Linked DNA regions of Mus musculus: region 2 is linked to region 1. The links are chromatin contacts, found by Hi-C in ENCODE. All regions are on one chromosome and are shown on one strand. Each heading gives the region's core, a stretch centred on a gene start or an enhancer-like site at or near the end of the contact. The rest is flanking DNA. Distances are from core to core; before and after follow the strand shown.

Region 1 (3,070 bases), core at 200-2,699:
CTCCGGTCTCTGCTCCTCCGCCTGCAGGGGCCATGATCCCACCTCCCCCCAGTCTCCCGGGCCCTCCTCGGCCTGGCATGATGCCTGCGCCCCACATGGGAGGCCCTCCCATGATGTCAATGATGGGCCCCCCCTCCGCCCGGAATGATGACCGTGGGACCAGCTCCTGGGATGAGACCACCCATGGGAGGCCACATGCCCATGATGCCCGGGCCTCCCATGATAAGACCTCCTGCCCGCCCTATGATGGTGCCCACCCGGCCTGGCATGACCCGGCCAGACAGATAAGAGCAGAAGCGCTCTTGATGGTTTTGTATTTCTTGTTCTGTTCCACCAGGAGCTCTTGGTGCTGAGCCTGAGTGTTTACTAGATGCATGGAAAGGAAACTTCCCTTCCTAACTGAATATTTTTGGAGAGAGAAATAATACAAAAAAGTGCAGTTTTCACTTATATTGTGAAATGTGAAATGTGAAAATAAAATCATCAGCTCTTTTAGTTAAAAAAAATAATTAATTGTAAAAAGAAAACACAAAATCCTGGAATTAGTGAGTAAAATATACATATAATTGAAATATTATAGTACTGAAGAACACTAAAGACATACTCATATAGGTGACAACACAAAAACTTTACATTTCTCCTCTATATGCAGAACTGAACGGCTAGTGACTAAGTAGGACATATATTTCCCATATGTATTATGGGCAAAAATTTATTTTAAAAAATTATGCAGGAAGAGCTCATAGAAAAGGCCAACTATAGAAAACACCCAGAAAAAAAAAATCCACCATGTGTATGGAGATTTAAAAGCATTTCCCTTTAAAGTGACGTAGAAGCTGATCTTCCCTCCAGGACAGCCTATTCCCTGCCTGGCTCCGCCCCAGCCACCAGTAACTCAGGGGCATCCAGCACGCTTACACTTGTGTCTTGCAGCGTTTTCTCACTAAGACAAAGCCAAACTCAAAGCAAATATATTAAAACTAAAACCTGAACACATAGAGGAAGCCACAGTGACACGGAGGTCCCTAAAAATCAGATGCAAAGGAACGCAAGCACCATTATCACCGGTGCTGGGCTCTGCGCAGGTTCAACCTGCAATAAAGAAAGTCTTTCCAATCTGCCCTGCGACTTCACCCTCATTGGGATGCATATTCGTGATTTCCTGATTACTCTGCTACATAATGTATACCATTTCCCACTTTGGTTTGCACAACGCTTGTTCAATATTCATATTTTGTCTCTTAACGATTGTAGTAAATCACTTCAAACACAATAACCTATTTAAGAGTGGGTTTATAGGCGAAAAGGCACACCTTTAATGCTGTGACTGCAGTCATCAGATTCTCTGGTTCTACCCGGGCACTCATTACAGAATGCTCAAAGGACGCAACACGCAGAAGAGGCCATCGGAGGCTGAAGGAGTCAGCCCCGCCCAGCGCGCGCTTCCTGGTGGCAGGGCGTATCCATAGGAACCCGGTGAAATGTTTTGTTTTAGTCACTTGGCTCCTTTCTCGTTCTCACCGGAGCCAACAGTTGCAAGATAATGCAGTTTAGACATGTCGCAGCTGTTGAAACTCAGTGGAAGCTTGAGCCGGTGGTGGAGCGCGATCAAGAATCAGAAACACCAAAGCAGCAGTGTGATACAGAGTCAAGGAGGAGCTTTGAGAAGACAAAGGGCAGGAAATAAAGCCCGCCCGCCCGCTTTAAAGCAGAACCCTGGGGTGGGGTGGGGTGGGGTGGGGGTGGGGGCGACATCAGGTTGAGAGCAAGCAGTGACTTTTTTTGTCCCGTGAAGCCGCTTACTGGATAACATGAAAAAATGGCAGATTTGGGAGATGACTTCTCAGAAGCTGAAGAGCAGGCAGAGGGATGTCGCTCTTGGGAAGGGCGTTTATAATTCAGAAAGTAACAAAATCTAAATGGAAGTCATAATCTGTAATGTTTGCTCTGCACTTAAAACCTGAATTCTTTCTGGCAGGAATGTGGTCCGTCTCCAGTTCTCAGGCTAGCCTCATGACCTACTCTCTAATACACACTTCTGAGAAACTGTCAGAGACAGAGTTCAAACCTGTATCACAGGACTGTAAGCTTGGTAAGAGAAACTTTCACAACCATTGAAAGTCATTTATGCCCACAAAGCCCCACACCTTTAGAGAATAAAATAAAATTGATCGCAGTGCACGAATCTGATGACGAATGTGAATTACAACATGCATGGTGTACCCAAGAAGAAGACAGTTTCCATGTTAAAACTAACAAAAATAAATAAATAAATAAATAAATAAATAAGCCCAACTTTATTCACTCTACCTTGCCCCTGGGGGGACTTTTTAAAAAAAACTGGCTTCTGAGTAAGTCTTAAACACTAATCTTTTCAAAGATCTATAAAGCTCACAGGCTAGGCAAGAGATGTAAAAGTTTACTTTGTGTGGGAGTAAGTTGGAATTCAGTCGTGTGTAAGTTAGACAGAATCTTGAATGCCTTCCAGCCACACCTACCTTCTGTTTTAATCACATATGTATGATCATTTAAAACAAACATTTCATCTCAGGCCATTTAAATTTTATCTCCATGAATGGTAGATTAGTAATAACCTTGGGTTCACTCACAATTCTGTACACCCTTTAGGCTCTATATATCTGAGCACAGAGCCAAGGAGGCAACGCCGTCCACAACCCCTACAGCAGTCCTGGGAGTTAGTGACATTAGAGCCCATCTCTCAGGTCTCACTGGATTCTGTGAGACACACACACACCGTTGCTAGAGAGATCACAGAGGGAACGGTCAAGAGAAACTAGGTCTGCCTTGCAACCAAGGCCATGCTCCTTCTAGCGTATCTCAACGCCTTTGATTATGAAGGATCTCAGCTCGTTGACTGCTAGCCAGCCGTATGCTGGAGCAGTCTGTGGCAACGAATCTAAAATATTAAGTGATACAGGAGGCAAAACCTTAAAGATATAGCTTTGAAAAGATTTTATTCCTATGTATCTGTGTGAATGTATGCTACATGTATGCGTAAGCGACCAGAGGCTAGTTGAGGGTGTCAGATCTCCTGGGGTTGGAGTTAGAG
Region 2 (3,014 bases), core at 141-2,640, 57 kb before region 1:
AAGCTCAGAGACAGTAATTTTGTAGTTTATCATCATGAAACAGTGTATTTAATATCCTAGTCTATGTAATTACACTTGCCAGAGTCTTAGCATCGCACCACCCAGAGTCTGAATGACAGTGTCTACAAAAGTGAGGTAAAGAATTATGATTCTAGAGGAATCAGTTCAATTGTTTTAGCAACAGGAGAGCAAAAACAATACAAAATAAGCATTTACAAACATGACAGCTAAGGAAAACAGAAACCCACTTAACATGCCACTGCTGACTGGCATGTCTGTTATCACAACAAACATTTCAAAAGCCATCGCCTTCTTCAATTTAAATGAGCAACAAAACAAGCCCAATTCTTAAATAAATAGGAGTGCAAACCAATTCATGTTAATGCCCTGATTACAAATCAATGGTTCAAAGGTCCCGTGTGTGTACAAACTGGACATAAATTGCAAAAAGACATTTTAAAAAAAGCTAACCGTGTATACGAATGTGTTACTTGCAAACAGCCAAAGGAAGACAAGTAATCTGCCTGAAACACAAAGTCCCTGAGGAGGGGGGTTCCCCAGGAATATTCGGGGGTGCTATTTGATTTTTGATTGTGTATAGCGTCAATTATAATAGCTCTAACTACCAAGCAAGAAAACTGGCTCAACAGCATAAAAACTGTCAGAGTAGAACATTTTTAAAATTTTTATTTAGAGAAATGATTTATGCTTTTGATTTGAAGCAGCTTTGCCCTATCGTTGAGAGACTGCAAACGTTAAAGAAACAACACAGAGATAGCTCTGACGACCAGAATTAAAAGAAGGCAAAACAAGACAGAAGACAACTGTTTAAAAAAGCTGTGTATTCAGAAGGGGATGCGGGCTCAACCTAGGCTCATTCCTTTTCCAAAGGCTTGCCAAAAATGTTCTGTCCATCCTGGGCTACTTTCCACTCCACTACCTCTGAGTGCAACCATGAGGCAAGAAACTGCCGGAGGCGTCTGTTGCGAGTCACACCTGGCCCTCCAAGGAAAATGAGTACTTTCTTGCCATTCGGAACAGTCTCAAACACTTTCAAAGACTCTTCCCCCACTCCCACCCCCAGGCTCAACCCTCTTCCTCGCCAGTTTCTGAAGCTCTTTTCCTCTGGTGTACCGCTTTCATCCTCCCGGAAGAGCAGCCAGCAGAGCACCAGCAGCGCTGGGCAGAACAGGGGAGCCGCCGGCGACACCAAGCTCCAAACAGTGCGCAGACTCCGCGGCGCGCGGCGGACACTCCACTCGCCTAAACCTGCACTCAAAGTGAAAAAAGAGTAGGAGGAGGAGTGTTGGGAGGGGGGACGGGAGGAGGCTCCGCTGGTCCCTCCTCCCTCCTGGACTCCCCGGCTCCTCCTCCGCACTCCCAGGATATACACACACACTCACACACGGCCGCGGCTGGACATGCACACCCAGCGCCCGCTGCCGGCGCCAACACTCGCAGGTGGCGACACTCACCTGAGCCGGGCTGCAGTCGCCTCGGAAGCGGCGGAGCGAAAGCCTGGGCCCGGAGCTGGGAAAGCAGGAGCAGCCCCAGAGCAGACCTGCGATCTGAGGTGATATAGCACGTTTTCTTTAATCCCCGTCCTCCTCCAGGACCTGGATCCCTGCATCCTTCCAGCCTGCGGCGCCCGGAGTAGCCGGGACCCAGGGGCTCGCGGGCGCGGCACCCACGCGGGCGCACGCTCGGAGGCGCGCTCACCGAGAGGGGCGCGGCTGAGCCCGGGCCGGAAACTTGGGAGAAGTTAGTTGCAAGTGTCTGGCTGCTGCGACCGGAGCTGGGAGAAGGCGCCCGGGCCTGGCCGGCCGCGCCGCACCGAGCAGCCCTCCGCTTCTGGAGTGCTCCGGGAGCCCGAGACCTTCAGTGCGCCCGGGGAAGCTGGGAGCCAGCGGAGCAAGCATGGCCCCGGGGACAGCCTGCAGCAGCGAGTCGGAGAACCCGGACAGTCTCCACTGAGGCCCGGCGACTCAGGCTAACTCAAAACCTCAGCCCGCCTCCTTCCTCTCCTCTCCTGTGCCAAAGCCCGGCAGCAAGATTCTCCAGGCAGGTGCCCGGGGACAGCGTCAGCCCTCAGCAGAACTACAGGATTGGGGGTTCCATCAGCGCGCCCTGACCCCGACACAGAAGACGGGCCGCTGCAGTGTTTGTGTTTCTGTCCGCCGCCCTGCTCTGCGCGCCCCGACCCTACCCCTCCTCTTCCTCTTCGCGGCCACCCCTCCCCCACTCCCATCTGCTTCTGTCAAATGAGAAAGTCACCGGGGAGAACCCAAACACTCCAGCCGCCGAGAGCCCCCTTTGGCACTTGGCAGCACGCGGCGGCGGGCTTCTCGGCTCAACTTGGTGGATCCTCCGCCGCTCAACTTTCGGGGCTGCTTGGCTTTTAAGGCGCTGAAGACAGAGGAGAGGGGAGAGCAGAACCAGGCAGCGGCCACCTGCAGGGAGTTGGCGAGCCAAAGCAACGGGACAGAGGACAAAAAAGCAGAGGGCAGAGTGACACCGCGGAGTGGGGACACCGAGGAGAAGTTTCAGGGTCCCGGAGAGGATTTTTTCTTAGAGCTCGACCAGACAGACCAAAGCGGTCCGGGACGCAGCGCCCCGACCCAGGGCTGGTCGTCTGGTCCTCTCTTCCCGCGCGGGAACGACGCGGGGACGCACGGCCGCCCGCTGAGCCGGTTCCCTCTGGCAGCCAACATTGATTTCCTCCGGGCGGAGGCCGAGGGCCCCGGTGGCGGCGGCGGCGGGCTGCAGCCGCGGCACGGCGACAGCATGTCCAAGCCTGTGGACCACGTCAAGCGGCCCATGAACGCCTTCATGGTGTGGTCGCGGGCTCAGCGGCGGAAGATGGCCCAGGAGAACCCTAAGATGCACAACTCGGAGATCAGCAAGCGCCTGGGCGCCGAGTGGAAGCTGCTCACCGAGTCGGAGAAGCGGCCGTTCATCGACGAGGCGAAGCGCCTGCGAGCCATGCACATGAAGGAGCATCCCGACTACAAGTA

What was found. Hi-C counts contacts between places; a loop is a spot of excess contacts on that map.
Region 2: a loop to region 1 is called in a map of heart, with 2.8 times the contacts of the local background. The contact joins the promoter of Sox21 here to the enhancer-like site in region 1. A Hi-C loop is called at or near these places in 4 of 37 maps with a recorded cell type or tissue (all heart).

The regions. Positions count from the first base shown.
Region 1 is chr14:118,178,827-118,181,896 of GRCm38, reverse strand. It overlaps the pseudogene Gm4674. Among named protein-coding and RNA genes, the nearest start is that of 4933431J24Rik, 31 kb to the left of the region's middle. Within about 2 kb of position 1,449, at least 3 of the 3 ENCODE cell types and tissues checked have a DNase peak (open chromatin) inside an H3K27ac peak, as active enhancers do; they include heart, where a contact is called at or near this core.
Region 2 is chr14:118,235,406-118,238,419 of GRCm38, reverse strand. It overlaps Sox21 (SRY (sex determining region Y)-box 21), which reads left to right and starts at 1,390. Exons shown (of 1, transcript NM_177753.3): 1 at 1,390-3,014. The coding sequence starts at 2,785. Gm4675 (predicted gene 4675) reads right to left here and starts at 2,188. Exons shown (of 3, transcript NR_131969.1): 1 at 1,476-2,188.